Regions from separate parts of the Homo sapiens genome. Here regions 2 and 3 are each linked to region 1. The links are chromatin loops, found by intact Hi-C in ENCODE. Cell type or tissue: PC-9. All regions are shown on one strand. Links, peaks and the distances in the headings refer to the core of each region. The heading gives the core; the rest is flanking DNA. Region 1 has its middle 4.6 kb from the start of LINC02975. Region 2 has its middle 6.4 kb from the start of IER5L-AS1. Region 3 has its middle 5.4 kb from the start of LINC00963.

Region 1 (6,096 bases), core at 1-5,000:
GGGCCAGGGCACTCATCCCAGTCTATGGGGAGAGTCCACCTTGGCTCCAGCTGGCAGGATGAATTAGGAAATGAGAGCCAGCCCTTTGCAGCCTAGAGCAGTGGCTCAGGCAGGGCCTGGCCAGGGGCTGTGGGCAGGAGTGTCTGAGGCTGGAGGAGCAGCCCCCAGGCATCCCATCGCACTCCCTCAGGGCATCCGAGGAATCCCACCTTGACTCCTCTCGGTCTTAGCTCCAAAGCCACGTCCAAGCAGGTGAAACAGGAAGCCCCCTCCCCAAGGGGCTTTCTAGGGCAGAATGCCTGAAAGATCAGGGCAATCACCACAAACACAGATGGAAATCGGAAAGCCGGCTCCTAAAACATCTCAGGGCTCCACGCTAACACGGAGACAGGAGAGGACCACGGGTGGGGCAGGGGTTTTAATGCTGCCCAGATCTGGGTGCAAGTCTCAGTGCCACCCCGTGCCAGCCATGTGGCTTTCAGCAAGTGACTTCCCTTCTGTGAGCCTGTTTCTGCATCTGCCAAATAGGCCTGATGATAGCACTGACCAAGCACAGGCTTTCTGTGAATTTTCATACATTTGTATGGAGGGTGCACAATACCTGGGATGTATAGATGAAATTTGTATAGGTGGTCGCAGTTATTACTATTATTATTATTATTTACAGACAGGATCTTGCTCTGTCACCCAAGCTGGAGGGCAGTGGCACCATCACAGCTCACTGCAGCCTCAACCTCCTGGGTTCAAGTGATCCTCCCATCTCAGCCTCCCAAAGTGTCGGGATTACAGGCATGAGCCACCGTGCCCAGTTTGCAATGATCATTACTGAATATCACGTACATACGTGTATTGGCAGGTGTTAAACGTGTAAGATACTTTTAAGTAAAGAAACTTAAAACAGACTATTTCTATGAGTTAGTTTAATTTAGTCTATAGATGAGAAGATATATACACAGTTCTGTTTCATTTCAGCTCCTGGAACAAGGGCCTGTCTGCCCACTCTTATAAGACAGATGTATCTCTCCATCCTGGCACCGCCCAGCCACCACCCCCTCCCAGGCCATGGGCCCTGCTGCATCCCCCCGTGGCCCTAACCAGGGACCTTTCTTCTTTGTTTTCTTTTCTTTTATTTATTTATTTTTTAACACAGAGTCTCCCTTTGTCGCCCAGGCTGGAGTGCAGTGGCACGATCTCGGCTCACTGCAACCTCTGCCTCCCGGGTTCAAGTGATTCTCCTGCCTCAGCCTCCTGAGTAGCTGGGATTACAGGCGCCCGCCATCACACCCGGCTAATTTTTGTATTTTTAGTAGAGACGGGGTTTCACTATGTTGGCCAGGCTGGTCTGGAACTCCTGACCTCAGGTGATCCACCCACCTTGGCCTCCCAAAGTGCTGGGATTACAGGCATGAGCCACCGCGCCCGGCCTGTTTTCTCATTTGTGAAGATGCAGGGCTGCTGTGAGGACTGGGTGAGAGGCGCACCTGGCACGTAGCAGGTTCTCACTGGGCGAGTTGCCCCCAAGCCCCAGCGACAAGCCCAGCCAAGGCCCCCGCTCCCCGCCTGGGGAGGTCAAAGGGGCAGGTGGGAAATTGAAACCCGAGATGAATGGCCATTCTGCAGCTGGAGTCCAGAAAGATTCTGGGCATGGGAGCATCACTGGAAAAGGAAATGTGGGGCCCTTGCCCAGGGGAGGGACCGGGGGGGGGGTTCTAGATCCAGCTCTGCCCCCACCCAGGTCACCTCGCTGGCTACAAATGACGACCCCAAGTGGTGCAATGTAGATGTCCAAAGTGAGAAGCAAGGCTTGTGCAAGGCTGTGTGGGGGTTACCTGGGGGTTTGATCTCGGTACCATGAGTGACTCCCAGAATGAGACAATGTCTGCCCCTTCTGCAGGGCAGATGTGAGGAGCCTGAGGGACCTGCTCCCAGGCCACCAGCTCTTTGTGCAAATCTTGGTTTTCTGGTGCTTGGTTGGCTGGAAGAAGAGTGTGGCTGGATTGGGGGCGTGGTCTCTGCTCCCTCAGCCCCACCCACCAGGTGGGGGAAATGGAGGAGAGGGACCCACAGGAGGGTGGTCAGGGCAGCTAGAAGAGATTTGCTCAGGTACCACAGACCCTTGGTCCCTGGAGCACCCCTCTCTGCTAGGAGAGTTGGCAACCAGAACCAACAGTTTTCAAGGCTGCACACCTGGTGGAGGTTGTTGCGGGGGTTGGCCAGGTGCAGGCCCAGGCAGGCAGGGAAGCGCGGAGGCTGGGCTGGGCTGGGTTCCAAGGCAGGGCGGAGCCTCCCAGGGAAGCCGCAGTCACCCATCCGTCACTTATTCATCCATCAAATATGTACCGATGCATGGCCTGGGTGCCGAGACACCCACGACCAGACAGACACAGCCCTGCCTTCCTGGGGCCTGTGATGGGGTCAGCCACGTAGGTCAGTCAGGCCTGGTGGGCAGCAGCTAGGACTTTGCATCTTCCTCTCCGCAAGCCCCTGGGGGGTTCTGAGCCGGCAAGAGATGGGATTTGACTTGCATTTTAAAAGGGTCTTTTAGCTTCTGTGTGGAGAAGGGTGGAGCTGGGAGACTGTGGGGAACTGCGGCATTCTTATGGGGGAGCGGGGATGGCCCAGCCCTGGGTCCCAGGCACCCTGGAAAGGGGCCGGGGGCCAAATGTGTGAGGTTTTTGTTTCATTTTGTTTTTTTTCTGAGACGGAGTCTCGGAGTCTCGCTCTGTCACCCAGGCTGGAGTGCACTGACGGCGATCTCCACTCACTGCAACCTCCGCCTCCCAGGTTCAAGCGATTCTCCTGCCTCAGCCTCCCGAGTAGTTGGAATTACAAGCATGCACCTCCACACCCAGCTAATTTTTGTATTTTTAGGAGAGACAGGGTTTGTTTTTTTTTTTCTTTGAGACGGAGTCTCACTCTGTCGCCCAGGCTGGAGTGCAGTGGCGCGATCTCAGCTCACCGCAAGCTCTGCCTCCCCAGTTCACGCCATTCTCCTGCCTCAGCTTCCCCAGTAGCTGGGACTACAGGCACCTGCCACCATGCCCGGCTAATTTTTTGTATTTTTAGTAGAGATGGGGTTTCACTGTGTTAGTCAGGATGGTGTCAATCTCCTGACCTCATAATCTGCCCGCCTCGGCCTCCCAAAGTGCTGGGATTACAGGCATGAGCCACCGCGCCTGGCCTAGTAGAGACAGAGTTTCACCATACTGGCCAGACTGGTCTCGAACTGACCTCAGATGATCCACCTTCCTTGGCCTCCCAAGGGGTTAGGATTACAGGCTTGAGCCACCATACCGGGCCTCAAGTGTGTTTTAAAGTGAGAGCTCAGACGATCGCTGGTCTAGCTATGATTGTGCCACTGTACCCCAGCCTGGGTGACAGAGTGAAACCCTGTCTCAAAAAAAAAAAAAAAAGGCAACCCATCACGTGGATGTAATGGAGAGGTGGGGGTCAAGGGCTGCTCCAAGAGCTTTGACCTGAGGAAGCAGAGCACGCAATTTCCATTTGCTGTGGGAGGAGCAGGTTTCAAGCTTATCAGTGGAGGAGATGGGGTTTGGGAAACATTAAGTTTGAGGATCGAGGAACCCGTCCTTTGGGAGTGCAGGCCTAGAGGTCAGGGGAGGGGCCGGACTTCGGGGAGGAACCTGGGACCCAGCGCCTGGGATGGAAGAGCTCTCCCAGTAAGAGGGCGGGCAGGCAGTTTACACAGGACAGGAGGAGCAAATGAGAGGCAGGGAGGCAAAGTGGGAGGCAAAGCCATGTCCTGGGGCCAGGAGAAGGGTGTGTTGACAGACAGAAGGAGTGAGCGGCCATGTCTGAGGCTGCTGGCAGGTGGAGGACTGTGATGGTCAATGCTGACCTTGGCAAGAGCTGTTTGGGTGGAATGGCAGGGCTGGGAGCCCAACTTTGGTGGGCCTGGGGGATGATGGGGGCCGGGGGAGGAGCGGAGAGACAGCACAGAGACCACCCTTCCAAGGGAATATGCTGGAAGGGGATCGGATAAGCACGGCGGAAGCTAAAGGGGATTGTGGGGTCAGAGGGTGGCTTCTTACAATCTGGGGGCATTCCTGCATGTTTGTGGCATGCTGATGGGGCTGACCCAGGAGAGGAAACAGCTGGTGACGCAGGAGAGATGGGGCCATGTGAAGGGAAGCCAGGGGAAGGTGGAGAGGAAGCGAGGTGCACGGGGCCCGGGCAGGGAAGGACCTGACGGGCATGAGAGGAGGGACAGCTGATGGGCATGAAAGGAGGGGCAGCTGCCCAGGGGGACACCCAGGGAGGCTGGTGAGTGCAGGGCCAGGAATGCCTCTGATTGCCTCTGCGTTTTCAATGAAGCTCATGCCTGTAATCCCAACATTCTGGGAGGCCAAGGCAGGAGGATGTCTTGAGCTCAGGAGTTTGAGGCCAGCCTGTGCAACATAGTGAGACCCTGTCTCTACAAAAAAGAAAAAGAAAAAAAAGCTAGCCAGGCGTGGTGATGTGTACCTGTAGCCCCAGCTACTCAAGAAGGATGAGGAGGGAGGATCACTTTAGCCCAGAAGTTTGAGGCTGCAGTGAATCGTGATCACACCACTGTACTCCAGCCTCAGCAACATAGCAAGATCCTGCCTCAAAAAAAAAAAAAAGCAACCTATCATCCGACAGTGAGAATGAGGGCTGAGGGAGGGTGGGGTATTGGAGGTTTGGGGAGAGAGAGAAGTTGTGGTCTGGGAGACGGGGGCTGCAAGCTGACCGAGGAACACAGAGGATTGCTGGACAGCACAAATGTTTGTTGGAGGTCAAGGTCATGAGATATAAAGCTGTTTGTGCCATCAGGTGGCTTTGTCCAGGGCTCCGCTGCTTGGATGTCAGAGCACACTGAGCAGCACCCAGAACTCAACCGGGACAGGGGTTCTGCCAGGTGGATGGAGGAGGGGGAGGGCAGGGTGACTGAGGGCGTCTGCAGCAGACAATGAGCCTGGAACCCAAGGAAGCAGAGGACACGGGAGGTGAAGGAAAAGGAATGTGCCCTGGGGGCAGATGGCAAGAGGCAAAGAAAGATCAGAGTTAAGGTTGCAGAGGGAATGTGTGGAAAGACAAGAGGCAGTGCTCCAAGATGGGATGCTTCAGGCGGAAATGGCAGATGGGAGGGTGTTACTGACCAAGTCAGGACCCAGGGTGTATCATGGACGTGGCTGTTGACGTAGGGGCTGACAAGGGGGTGGGGGGAAGGGCGAAGAAGATTTCAGAACAGATGTAGGGGCTCCCACCTGTAATCTCAGCACTTTGGGAGGCCGAGACTAGAGGATCACTTGAGCTCAGGAGTTTGAGACCAGCCTGGGCAACATAGTGAGACCTCGTCCTTACAAAAAATACAAAAATTAGCTGGGCATGGTGGCATGTGCCTGTGGTCCCAGCTGCTTAGGAGGCTGAGGTGGGAGGTTTGCTTGAGCCCAGGAAGTCAAGGTGGCAGTGTGCTGTGATTGTGCCCCTGCACTCCAGCCTGAGTGACAGAGCGAGACCGAAAGAAAGAAAGAAAGAAAGAAAGAAAGAAAGAAAGAAAGAAAGAAGAAGGAAGGAAGGAAAGAAAGAAAGAGAAAGAAAGAAAGAGAAAGGAAGGAAGGAAAGAAAGAGAGAGAGAAGGAAAGAAAGAAAGGAAAGGAAGAAAGAAAGATAAAGGAAGGAAGGAAGGAAAGAAAGAGAAAGGAAGGAAGGAAAGAAAGAGCGAGAGAGAAAGAAGGAAAGAAAGAAAAAGAAAGAAAGAAAGATTGATTGATTCAGGGAACCGAGAGGCAAGGCCAGGCTAGAGCAAGGGGAGCCTGGGGAGAGCCCACCACAGTGGTCTTAGCCTTTTCTCAAGGGTAGGAGTCTGTTCCCAGGGGCTGGCTCCTCTGTCCCGCTAAGCCAGGGCATGGTGGCTTCTGGCACAGGCAATTACCAAAGTTTTCTTTTTTTGCTTGTAAAATACACATAACACATAGTTTACCATTGCAAGCATTTTACATGTTCAGTCCAGTGGCATCGTACACGCACGTGGTTGTGCAAGCATCACCACCTTCATCTCTAGAAAGTTTTCATCTTTATAGTATGAGATTCTGTCCCCAGTAAACGCTCATT
Region 2 (6,344 bases), core at 981-5,980, 49 kb after region 1:
ATGAATGAATGGATGGATGGGTGGGTAGGTGGATGGATAAGAGGATTGATGGATGGATGGATGGATGGATGGATGAATGAGAGGATAGATGAATGAATGAATGAGTAGGTGGATGGATAAGAGGATGGATGGATGGATGGATGGATGGATGGATGGACAGATGGAAGGATTAGAGGATAAATGAGAGGACAGATGGATGAATGAATGAATGGATGGGTGGGTAGGTGGATGGATGGGAGGATGGATGGATGGATGGATGGATGGATGGATGGATGGATGGATGGATAGATGTGTGAGTGGATATATGGATGAATGGGTGAGAGATTGTATGGAAGGATGGATAGGTGAGTGGATGGATGAATAGGTGTGTGGGAAGGAATGGACGGATGGGTGAAAAGAAGGAAGTATTAGTGGATTGATGGATGGGTGGATATTTGGGTGGATGGATGGATGACAGATGGGTGGATGGATGTGGAGGTAGTGGGATGGAAAGTGTCGATCACCCTACACAGAGTTCTGCTGGAGGGAAAACCAGGGATTTTCTCAGGAAGGAGGAGGGGGGTTCCTCTCTTTTTACAGATTGTAATTTAATAGAGCTTTCCATAAAAGATGACAGCTCTATCTCTCAAGATATGGAAAAGATGATAGAGAGTTAGCTCTCTTTATCTTCCAGGTGCACCTACATTCCTCAGCTCTGACCCCAGTTCATGATTCTCTCCACACCCCGTGGTTCTGAACCATCTGAAAGCCTTTAAGATCTATGACACCCGGATCCAGATCAACTCGATCTGAACTGCCAGGGGTGGGCCCCAGGCAGCAGTGATTGTTCAAGCTCTCCAGGTGATTCTAGTTTGAAGCCAGGGCTGGACACCCCTGCACTAAGACATTAACACCCTGATTTCTGTGTTGTAGGGAAGGCAACAGGTGACTGGCTTACGTCACAGGAAGAGAACCATGGTCTGGTGTCCAGGCCTGGGGCTCCTCCCCACTATCCCAGGCTGCCCCGGCCCGCTGGGTGCTGTGAGAAGCCACGGAGCCAGCCCCCGAGACCCCCACATGCCAGGGAGGTGTGCCAGGAAAGGGCAGGCTCTGCAGTCTGGCACACCCTCCTTCTCTGCTTGCCACGGTTCACCGGGCCCCCACCTCTGTGAGCCTCAGTTTTTCCGTGTATAAAATGGGTGCCCTGGTGAGACCTACCTAGCAGGGTCAGTGTGAGGCTTCCAAGGCCTGGCGGTGTCAAGTGCTCAACAGATAAGCACTGTGAGCCTTGTTCTTCAGGGAGACTGAGGGTCTGTGGCCCCTTGCAACGGGCTCTTTGGAGACACGTCCTCTGACGGTACGGCCCTCCCATCTTACACGCCGCTCTCCATGAGACCTCACCTTGGGGTTGGGGGACGGGGGTGGGAAGGAGATGGGCAGACAGTGCCCCCAAGCCAGGGCAGGCCGCGGGAGCCAAAGGAGAGGCCAAGGCCAGGCCAGGGCTCAGGGCTCAATGGGCTGGCGGGGAGACCCCAAGGCTGGGAGCAGGCAGAACATCCTGTGTTTGAGTCACAGGCTCCAAGTCAGACAGACCCAGGGGCCTCCAGCCCCCACCCAACTACTCAGAGCTGTGCCGGGGCCGAGCGGGGCTCTCTGAGCCTCGGCAGCCTCCAGTGAAACACGGGCTGATCATGGCATCTGCTCTCAGGACTCCGGTGAGGGGTGGGTGGGAGGGCGTGGGCAGGCTCCCCCCACCCCCGGCTACCACTCTCCAGATCTCTATCAAGAGCAGAACAGCACTGGTGCCACCGTATGAACCACACACTCTGACACGCGGTGACAGCTGTCTACCCTGGACCCCAACCACTCACCCTATGTTGGCCCTTCCAGTCGGCCCCTCAGCTTCAGGAACAAGTCCTGATGCCAAGGATGGGGTGAGACAAACCCAGGAAATTATGGAAGCCGATGGCCATCCTGTGGTCTCCTTCCCTTCTCACACCATGGGCGACGAGAGGTCAAGGGAGAGCTTGGAAAAGGCCTCATTTAGGGTCACCAGGCTTAGCAAATAAAAATATAGGATGTAGGCTGGGCACAGTGGCTCACACCTGTAATCCCAGCACTTTGGGAGGCCCAGGCAGGGGGATTGCTGGAGGCCGGGAGTTCAAGACCAGCCTGAGCAATATAGAAAGATCTTGTCTCTAAAAAATTTTAAAAATTAGCCAAGTGTAGTCCCAGCCACCCAGGAGGCTGAGGTGGGAGGATCACTTGCACCTGGGAGGCAGAGGTTGCAGTGAGCCAAGATTGTGCACACATATATATACACACATACATATATAAAAACATATATATGATGCACAGTTACATCTGAATTTGAGATAAACAACGTAAGTTTTTTAGTGTTAAGTATGTCACATGCAATATTTGGGACATGCTTATACTAAAAAATTATCCATTGTTTATCTGAAAATCAAATTGAACTGGGTGGCCTGTATTTTATGTGGCAACCATAATCCCATTACAAGAAGAACTCCTTATGTCATGCCCTCCCTTAAGAATCATCCATAGCTCCCCAGTGCCTTTGGCCAAAGTCTAGGACAGCAGAGATCTGCCTGGTGTGGCTCCTGCCTCTATTCTAGCCTCAGCAGGAGAAGGAAGTTGAGACCATGGCATCAACAGCCACCAAAACCATGATGGAGTGGGGGGTCAGATGTTGTCTTATGAAGGTAACAAAGAGGGAGACATGGAAGGAAAACCCCCCGCCATCCATCCCACCCTGGCGCCCTCACCCCATCAGAGAGTAAAAAGGGTCAGGAAGGGTCCTTTTGTGTTGGGGTTCCTCCATTCATTTTGTAAGCAGTGACCGAGCCCCGATCTCTGCCAGGCCCCACACTGGGGCCTGGGGAACCCCCCGGCTGCAGTGATCCTAGGGTCTCTCCGTGAATCTCTGGCTTCTATAACCTCAACCCCATCCCAGGCTTTGGCCTGAAAGCCATTTCTTTTTGTTTGGAGTCCCTGCCTCCTTCCCAGTTCCTCCTCTTCATGGGTGAGAAACCCCTAGTTTCAGATCAAAAAGACCCCAAAATTTACATGGCATTTCAAGTGGAACCCACAACTCAACCATTGACTTCAGAGGGTTCCCAGGAGCATTGCTGGGCAGAGCTCCCCGGCCTCTGCCTCCCAACCTCACAGCAGGCTCAGAATCCTGGGCAGTGACGAAGGACAAAGACCTCTCTGCTTTCAGATTGAGCAACAGACCAGCGGTGATTCAGGCACTGCAGAGATAAGACCCCAGAAGAAGAGACTGGGGCAGCAACCGTGTCATTCACGGAGTACCTCCCGCTTAGCGCGCACACCTGATCATGTCAGACTTGCTCCAAGTTGACCTCCCTCGCCACCACCCCAGAACAAGCCAGGTCCCCAGGGGACACTGCCCTGAGCACCCTGTACTTCCCGCACCTAGGGCAGATCATAATTTCATTTGGTTATTTCAGGAATGAGGCATTCAAGGTCTGTCTCCCCCCTTTGGACTGTGAGCTCGTGCTGGGGCAACAACTAAGGTGAGATCAAGGTGGGTTTCAGAGCCCAGTCCCAGTTACAACGTAACAATGAAGGCCCGGCAGGCCGGGCGAGGTGGCTCACGCCTGTAATCCCAGCACTTTGGGAGGCTGAGGAGGGTGAATCACTCGAGCCCGGGAGTTCAAGGACTTCACTGCTGTATTGCAGCATTGAGCACCCAGCACCACACCTGGCAAAGAGCAGGTGCTCAGTAAGTATTATGGGAGGTATAAAAATTAGCCGGGCGTGGTGGTGCATGCCTGTAGTCCCAGCTACTCGGGAGGCTGATGCATGAGAATCGCTTGAGCCCAGGAGGCGGAGGTTGCAGTAAGCCCGGATCATGCCATTGCACTCCAGCCTGAGTGACAGAGGGAAACTCTGTCTCAAAACAAAATTAATTAATTCAAAAAATATCATGGGAAGGAGGGAAGGAAGAGGATGACCATGAGCTCCGTGACAGCAGGTGCCTTGCCCGTCTGACTCTCGGCTTTGTCCTGGGTCTCCGCAGCCCCAGGCACACACACAGTGGATGTTTGAGGAAGGTCTGTGAAAGGAACCGAGGACTCCTGTCAGGACAATAAAGTTATTTCCTAGAATTTCACCAACCACAGTCAGGAAATGCAAAATCTTGTTCATTTATTTATCAGATTTATTATCTTGTTTCTCCTCCTTCCCCTCACCGCAGGGTCCATTCATGGTGTCTGCATTTTACTAAGTCGTCCTAGTAAAAGTTTTTTCCTCCCCAAAAGAGGTGGAGTGGAATTGGCAAGATCAGACTCATTTTTGTTTTACAGATGAGGAAAACAATGCTCAGTGGGACAAGTGACACTTTGCTGCATGAAAACCATCTCTAGGCTGGGCGCTGTGGCTCACGCCTGTAATCCCAGCACTTTGGGAGGCGGAGGCGGGCAGATCAGGAGGTCAGGAGTTCAAGACCAGCCTGGTCAACATGGTGAAACCCTGTCTCTACTAAAAATGCAAAAATTAGCCAGGTGTGGTGGCACACGACTATGGTCCCAGGTACTCAGGAGGCTGAGGCAGGAGAATTGCTTGAACCCAGGAGGCAGAGGTTGCAGTGCGCCGAGATCGCACCACTGCACTCCAACCCAGGTGACAGAGCAAGACTCCATTTCGGGAAAAAAAAAATTAGCTGGGCATGGTGGCACACGCCTGTAGTCGCAGCTACTCGGGGGGCTGAGGTGGGGGGATCACTCGAGCCTAGGAGGTGTAGGCTGAAGTGAGCTGTGATCGCAACACTGCACTCCAGCCTGGGCAACAGAGCCAGACAGGCTCTAAAAAAAAAGCCATCTCTAAAAAGTCCAGGGAGGTCAGCAGCCCTGCACACCCTTCACATGTAGATGGAAAGAGAGCAAGGAACAGAGACGGAAGGAAGGAGAAAGTCGTCTGCCTCCCCCAGAACACTTAGCGTGTTCACGCCTGGCCTCTCGAGCCAGATTTCCTGGCTTCGAATCCCACTACTGCCACTTGCTCGTGGTGTGACCTTGGGCAAGTGAGTTAACCTCTCTGTGCTTCAGCTTTCCCATCTGTAAAATGGGAATATTAAGAGAAGCTGTGTGGTCTATGTAAATTAATGCCTAGCCACATAACCACTATATAGGTGTCACTACAATTGCGCGGCCTCAAGAGGCTACACGGGCTAGTGAGTAGACACAAGGCCTTGGCGTCCACCCCCAGCTCTGCTCTGAATCAACCACATGGTCGCGGGTGAGCCACAAGCTCACTGAGCCTCAGTTTCCTCATCTGATTATGGGAAACATCACACCCTCCACCGGGGGTGCTGGGAGGATGGGGAACATCACTAAGTATGAAGCTCCCAGCCCGGTGCCTGGCCTGTCTACACCCCACCCCACGCGGGAGCCCTGCGAGTGTAACTGTTCCCTTTCGGAGAGCCCTGGCCTTCTCCAGGCTTCTGCCTCCCCACGTACCCAAGCTGGCTTCTCCCTCCTCTTCCACACCCCTGCTCCCAGGTCTAGGCTCCTGGGAGCTCTGGCTGAACCTGCAGAGGGTGGGGAATCCCAGAGGCCTTGGTCGGGGGTGGATACCTCCTCAGTCATCCTCTGAGTCCCCCAAAGGACCCCATAGTGAGACCGGCAGGCTGGGCTGGCCTCCAGGGTCCTCTCAGGCACTGCCCTCGATGCTTGGTTGAACCTCAAAGCCACCCCTACCCCCACAGGACCCATCCGGACCCCCCGCACCACACTGGAGTCCAAAGACACTGACTGGTTCATTTCCAGAACACGTTGGTCCCTGAACGCCTGCCCCTGCCATCAGCACCTGTGCACCAAGGGGTATTCAGTCAACATTTCCACAGCTCTGCAGAGGGAAAACTACTTAGGTGAGGTCAAGGTGGGTTTCAGAGCCCAGTCCCAGTTACAACCTATCAATCAAGACCCGGCAGGATGGGCGAGGTGGCTCACGCCTGTAATCCCAGCACTTTGGAAGGCCAAGGAGGGCGGATCACTTCAGGCCAGGAGTTCAAGACCAGCCTGGCCAACATGGCGAAACCCTATCTCTACTAAAAATACAAAAATTAGCCGGGCGTGGTGGCGGGCACCTGTAATCCCAGCTACTCGGGAGGCTGAGGCAAGAGAATCGCTTGAACCTGGGAGGTGGAGGTTGCAGTGAGCCAAAATCACACCACTGCACTCCAGCCTGGGTGACAGTGCAAGACTCCATCTAAAAAATAATAATAATAATTAATAAAAAAAATTTAAAAGAAGATCTGGCCAGATGCGGTGGCTCAAGCCTATAATCCCAGCACTTTGGGAGGCTGAGGCGGGCAGATAACG
Region 3 (5,000 bases), core at 1-5,000, 200 kb before region 1:
CCCCATTTTTATAAAGCAAGGTAGCTTCCTCCAGCCTTTGCAGGCTGGCCCAGGCTCGGCAACACCATTCTCCTTCCCCTCCCCATTACCCTCCCTGACGCTGGGCTGCGGGCCCTTCCTCAGAGCATGGCCTCCTCTCCTGCCACCATGCCTTTGGCTTTGCTGTGCCAACCTCTGGGAATGGCCCAGTGCCCTCCACTGAGATTTCTCAAGAGCAGCCTTTGCTGTCCCCTGGCCTCTGTGCCTCCCCCACCAGCTCTCCTCCCTCCCCATCCCCTACACCAAAACCCACCTCTCTCTCTCCCGGTGCCCTCAGCTCTGGTGGACGCCTCTAGGGTGCTGCTTTTCACATCTAACTCTCAGGAGCGCCTCCTCCAAGTCTTGTGTCCCCACTCGGCTATGAGCATCTCAAAGGCTGGGGTCCTGGCATCTTCGTTTTTGTTGCCACCTACCTTGATGCCCTGCACACAGTAGGGACTTTAAAATGTTATATTAAAAAAATTAAAGTTGCTTTTTCTCTTTTTCCTTCTTTCTTTCTTTCCTTTTTTCTTCCTCTCTCTCTCTCTCTTTTTTTTTTTTTTTTTTTTTTTTTGGCGGAGTCTCATCCTGCTGTCCAGGCTGTATGGAGTGCAGGGGCGCGATCACGGTTCACTGCAGCCTTGACCTCCCCAGGCTCAGGTGATCCTCCCACCTCAGCCTCCTGAGTAGCTGGGACTACAGGCGCGCTCCATCAGGCCGGGCTAATTTTTGTATTTTTGTAGAGATGAGGTTTCGCCACGTTGTCCAGGCTGGTCTCAAACTCCTGGGCTCAAGTGAGCCTCCAGCCTCAGCCTACCAAACTGCTGGGATTACAGGCGTGAGCCACTACACCCTGCCTGCTTTTTCTTTAGGGATTCAGGCTCTAAGCCAACAAATGATGGTTTGAATCGTGACTCTATCATTTCCTAGCTGTGTGTCCTTGAGAAAGTGAATCAACCTCTCTGAGCCTCAGTTACCTCATCTGGAAAAGAAAGTTAATAATAAAATCTCCCTCCACGAGTAACAGTGATTAACAGTGCATGTAAAACATCTAGCACCGGCCCAGGGCAGAGAGTAGCCAGCAAGCTCTAATGTTACTCCGTTTTGTCTTATTCAGTCTCATTCAGACTTGTCCAAAGTCACCTGTCCAATTTTGGGCAGTGCTGGGACGCTCCCCCTGTCTCTTCCCCCTCCAATGCTACTTCCCTGTAGTGGGAGAGGGTCCCAGGCCATCATCTCTGTTTTGCAGAGGAGAACCAGGTTCAGAGAGGCCGAGTTGCTCACCCGGGATCACACAGCCCTGAGAACAAGGCAAGGGTCTGCCTGTTTGCTAAGTTCCATGTGAGTTCTTTAGGTTGCTCAGGATAAGGATGGCCTCAATGAGACCCACCGTCCTGACAGAGGGGCTCGTACTCTTGTGGCCAAGAACTGGCAAGGTGGGCTCCTCGGGGGCCAGGGAGCCACCGCAAGTGCTATTAAGTGGAACATCACTAAGACAAACAGCCCGCATTTCCTGGGTGCTTTCCCCAGGGCAGGGAGCTGTGTCAAGTGTTCATGGGCACAGTCTCCTTCCATCCTCACAGCAACCCTATTATCCTGCATTCCAAGGATGGGTGCTCCCTCAGATCCCAGGTAGGGGCTAAACGAGGGGTGGCGCCAGCACCCGAACCCTGATCTTGCTCCTGCCCTGAGCCTCTGTGGACCACTGAGAACAATGGGCTTTTACCTGTGCTGTATCAGCTCTGGGGCTCAGCAGGAGGCCAGGCTCCACCCCCCAACGCCCCCAACCCAAGTTGGGGGTGCTGCTTGGGTCTCATAGAACATCTTGGGGTCCCTCCCCAGCCCTGGCCCCACAGAGCCGACCCAGCTGCGTCTCTGAGCCGCACCCAAAATCTTCCCAGCTTTGCCAGGGAGACTGGAAATTTCTGCTCAGCAGCTTCGTCTGGGATGATTTCGACACTTGGCTCGATGGGGTCGAGAGGAGGAGCCAGGCCGCTCAGCCGCTCAACATTCTGGAGCTCCCCTTGGGTCACCGGGAGGGGGGCTTTGCTAGGCGTAGATGAGCCCCTCCGAAATGGTAAAATCAAGCAACAGTGACCAAGTACCGAGCGCTTACCGTGTGCTGGGCCCTGTGCCAAGTCAGGACTTGCTGGGCCTCACGGAACCTTCCGGCGCCCGGGCAAGGCCAGCACTGTTACCAACTGTCTCGCGGACTGCTCCTAACTGGGGGCTCTGTTAGCATCCAGGAGTCTCCTCCTCGGATACTCTGAGTACCCCCTCCAGAGACCCCAGGCACCGGATTCTCTGTACGGGGCCGCTGACGTGCCCAGCCCTGGTGAACCCACCCTTCCAGACACTTCCACCCACGCCCGGCCCTGGGGCTGGGGGCGTCGGGCAGAGCGCCGGTGAAATTCTGCCAGTGGCTAAGGCGCCTACTGTGCCCCTGGCTCTGCGAGGGTCGGGGGACTGTCACCAGGCCCAAAGTCGCCAGGGAGGAGGGGCGTGAATGACGAAGCTCAGATCCGGGCAAAGGATCGGAGAGGTGATTAGACACCCCGGGCAGGCAGCGGAGGCCGGCCCTGCTGAGCGACCCCCGTTAGCGACGACCCTCAGGGGCTCAGGCTCCACGCCCATTAACTGGGTATCAGTCCCTTCCATCCCGGGGAGCCGAGCTCCTGGGAAGCAGCGCCTGGGGGCGCCGGCGACCGGCTGGGGCCGCCTCCCTGCTCCCCCGCCCTGGGCCCGATCGCCGGGCGCGAGGCGTGCAGGGCGCGGCGCGGGCCCGGGCGCCCAGTTCAGCGGAAAGGAATGCCTTGCTCGGCGGGGGAGGCCGTGGCCCCGAGGCCGTGTCCACCCCCGCCCGCCCCGGGCCTCATTTACTGCGGCTCTGAAGCCCGGCCCGTTTCGCCCGCCGGGCCCCGCGGGGTGACTCCCCCCACGATTGCGGTCCCCCGCCCTCCGCCCGGCCGCCGCTGGCGGACCCCAAAGTCGGGGCGAGTCTCCAAACCGGGGAGCCGGCCCCGCCCCCACGCCGCGGCGGCGCCCTCCCTTCCCCCTCCCCGCCGCCCGCCTCTCCCCCTCCCCCCTCCATAACTCAAAAGCCTGTCAAGCTGGTTCCAGACTCCTGGCGCCGGGCTCCGCTCCAGGAAAGAAAAAAAGGAAAGAGAAAAAGGGAAAAAGCCGGCGCGAGGGAGCGAGAGAGGCCCGCGGAGCAAAACCGTGCGCCCCGGCACGCACAGCCCCGCGGCCCCCGACCCCCCACGCCCCTAACCCTAACGGGGATCCCAGTCCTAGGGACACCGGGCGCGTGCGCGACCCCAATCAGTTATTTATGGGCGAATTAATTATGTAGCTGCCATGGGCGGGGGGGCCGGCAGGGGCCATGCGACGCGGAGACCACCCGGCCGCGGTGGCGGCTCTCCTGCCGGGCCTCGGGGTCGGGAGGCGTCCCCACGCCGCCCGGGGAGGATCCCGTTGTGAGAAAGCTGCCTCGGGGTGGGGTCCGGGAGGAGCGCGGGGGAACCTGAGGAAGCGGGAGAGACGGCTCGGAGACCTCCCAATTAGACTGGGAGGGGAGAGGGGGGCGGGCGACGGAGCTGGAAAGAGCGGGCCGCGGAGACCGGGGCGTGGGAAGAGCCTGGCCTAGGCATTTCTTCCCTTCCTTCCTTCCTTCATCCCCATCCTTACTGCGAGCCCACTACGTGCCACTGCGCCCACAGCAGAGGGCGGTATTAGGGAGGGGTTAGGAGCAGGAAGGAATTTCGAGGTACAGCTGGGTCCAAATCCGGATTTGTATCCTATACTCCCCTGCTGTGTGGCCTTAGGCAACGGCTTGCCCTCTCGGAGCCTCCACTTCCTCATCTGCCAGTGGTCTTCAGGACTTGGGAGATGGGGCGCTTGGGCAGAGAGTTTGTGGGGGCGCGGTCGAAGGGAGGTCCTGTCCTTGGGAAACTTTACATAGAGGGGAACATGCCCAGTCCCCCAGTATTCCCCATCTCGAAGCCCCGACTTTGGGTCTCATATAATCTGCCTCTCCCCGGGGCCCACACATTTGAAGGTCGTTATTAAAACCACACCACCCCCAAGGCCACTGCTCAGGACGCTCACCCCTAGCTGGCTTCTCACCAGCCTGGCCCTGCAGAAGGTCGTGCATATGGCAGCCAGAGGGGCTCAATCTAGTCCTTTTACTCCCCACCTCCGCTGCCTCCCCCGACTCTGCCCTTCACATCCCCACCTGGGTTCTCCTTCCAACCTGCTTCTAGTCTGGGCTAGGGAGATTGGAGCCCTGAGGCCATGGGGGCTACGGGGCAGTGAGAACAGGGGTGGGGGCTCAGCTGGCCCTCCCTGGACAAGTGTCCCCCTTATCTGGAGTGTCAAGGCGTTCTACTTCCAAGACTCAGAAGTGAAGGAGGCTTCCGTTTGCGACCCAGGATTGCCTAGGGGTTTGCCTGTCTTCTTTCACCAAAACTTGCAATAACTCTGTTAGGTGAATGGGGCAGATCCAGGTTTTATGGGGCCTGAAGGTTTTACAATCCTGGGGACCCACTTGAAGAAGAATAGTGCAAAGTTATGAATAGGCGGTTAAGCTCAGGGCCTTGGTAAATGACAGTCCCAGGAGCTAAAGCTTCATTAGCCCCTCGGTAACTCACCTCTGTAGATGGACAACACAACTGTCATCCCTTTGCAGAGGTGGAAACAAAGCTTAGGCTGGCCCAAGGTCACAACAGGTAGAAAGGACAAGCTGGGATCAAACCCAGGTCCCACCCCACAGGCAGCACCCTGAACTAACTGCCTCAGTAGGAATGCCACCTTCCATATCATCTACCCCATGCCACATCTCACCTGTCCCCACCAGTGCCCAGCCCAGGCAGGGTCAGTCAGAACAGCCTTTGCTTCCAGAACAGTCTGTGTCCCTCCCTCCAGAGGCCTCCATGTCCCAAGGCTCAAGCCTCAGAGATACTGTCTTGTGACAACACTCACAG

The links. A loop is a pair of places that touch in the nucleus more often than their neighbours do. Peaks named below come from ENCODE experiments on the same cell type or tissue, not always from the same donor. Only the 100,000 strongest peaks of a DNase experiment are listed, where the experiment ranks them.
Region 2: it touches region 1 in a loop (2.3-fold over the local background); 6 of 110 quality-filtered maps call a loop at or near these places.
Region 3: it touches region 1 in a loop (8-fold over the local background); 2 of 110 quality-filtered maps call a loop at or near these places.

The regions. Positions count from the first base shown.
Region 1 is chr9:129,274,739-129,280,834 of GRCh38, reverse strand. No RefSeq gene overlaps it. Among named protein-coding and RNA genes, the nearest start is that of LINC02975, 4.6 kb to the left of the region's middle. RefSeq lists enhancers at 1,987-2,895, 2,896-3,804. In PC-9, for the core only: no CTCF peak of the experiment used is centred there; DNase peaks (open chromatin) are centred at 2,294 and 3,284; H3K4me3 peaks cover 2,321 bases; H3K27ac peaks cover 2,220 bases.
Region 2 is chr9:129,226,702-129,233,045 of GRCh38, reverse strand. No RefSeq gene overlaps it. Among named protein-coding and RNA genes, the nearest start is that of IER5L-AS1, 6.4 kb to the left of the region's middle. In PC-9, for the core only: no CTCF peak of the experiment used is centred there; DNase peaks (open chromatin) are centred at 3,215 and 3,695; H3K27ac peaks cover 1,196 bases.
Region 3 is chr9:129,480,768-129,485,767 of GRCh38, reverse strand. No RefSeq gene overlaps it. Among named protein-coding and RNA genes, the nearest start is that of LINC00963, 5.4 kb to the left of the region's middle. In PC-9, for the core only: no CTCF peak of the experiment used is centred there; DNase peaks (open chromatin) are centred at 1,617, 1,977, 2,837, 3,157 and 1 weaker place; H3K4me3 peaks cover 3,218 bases; H3K27ac peaks cover 3,938 bases.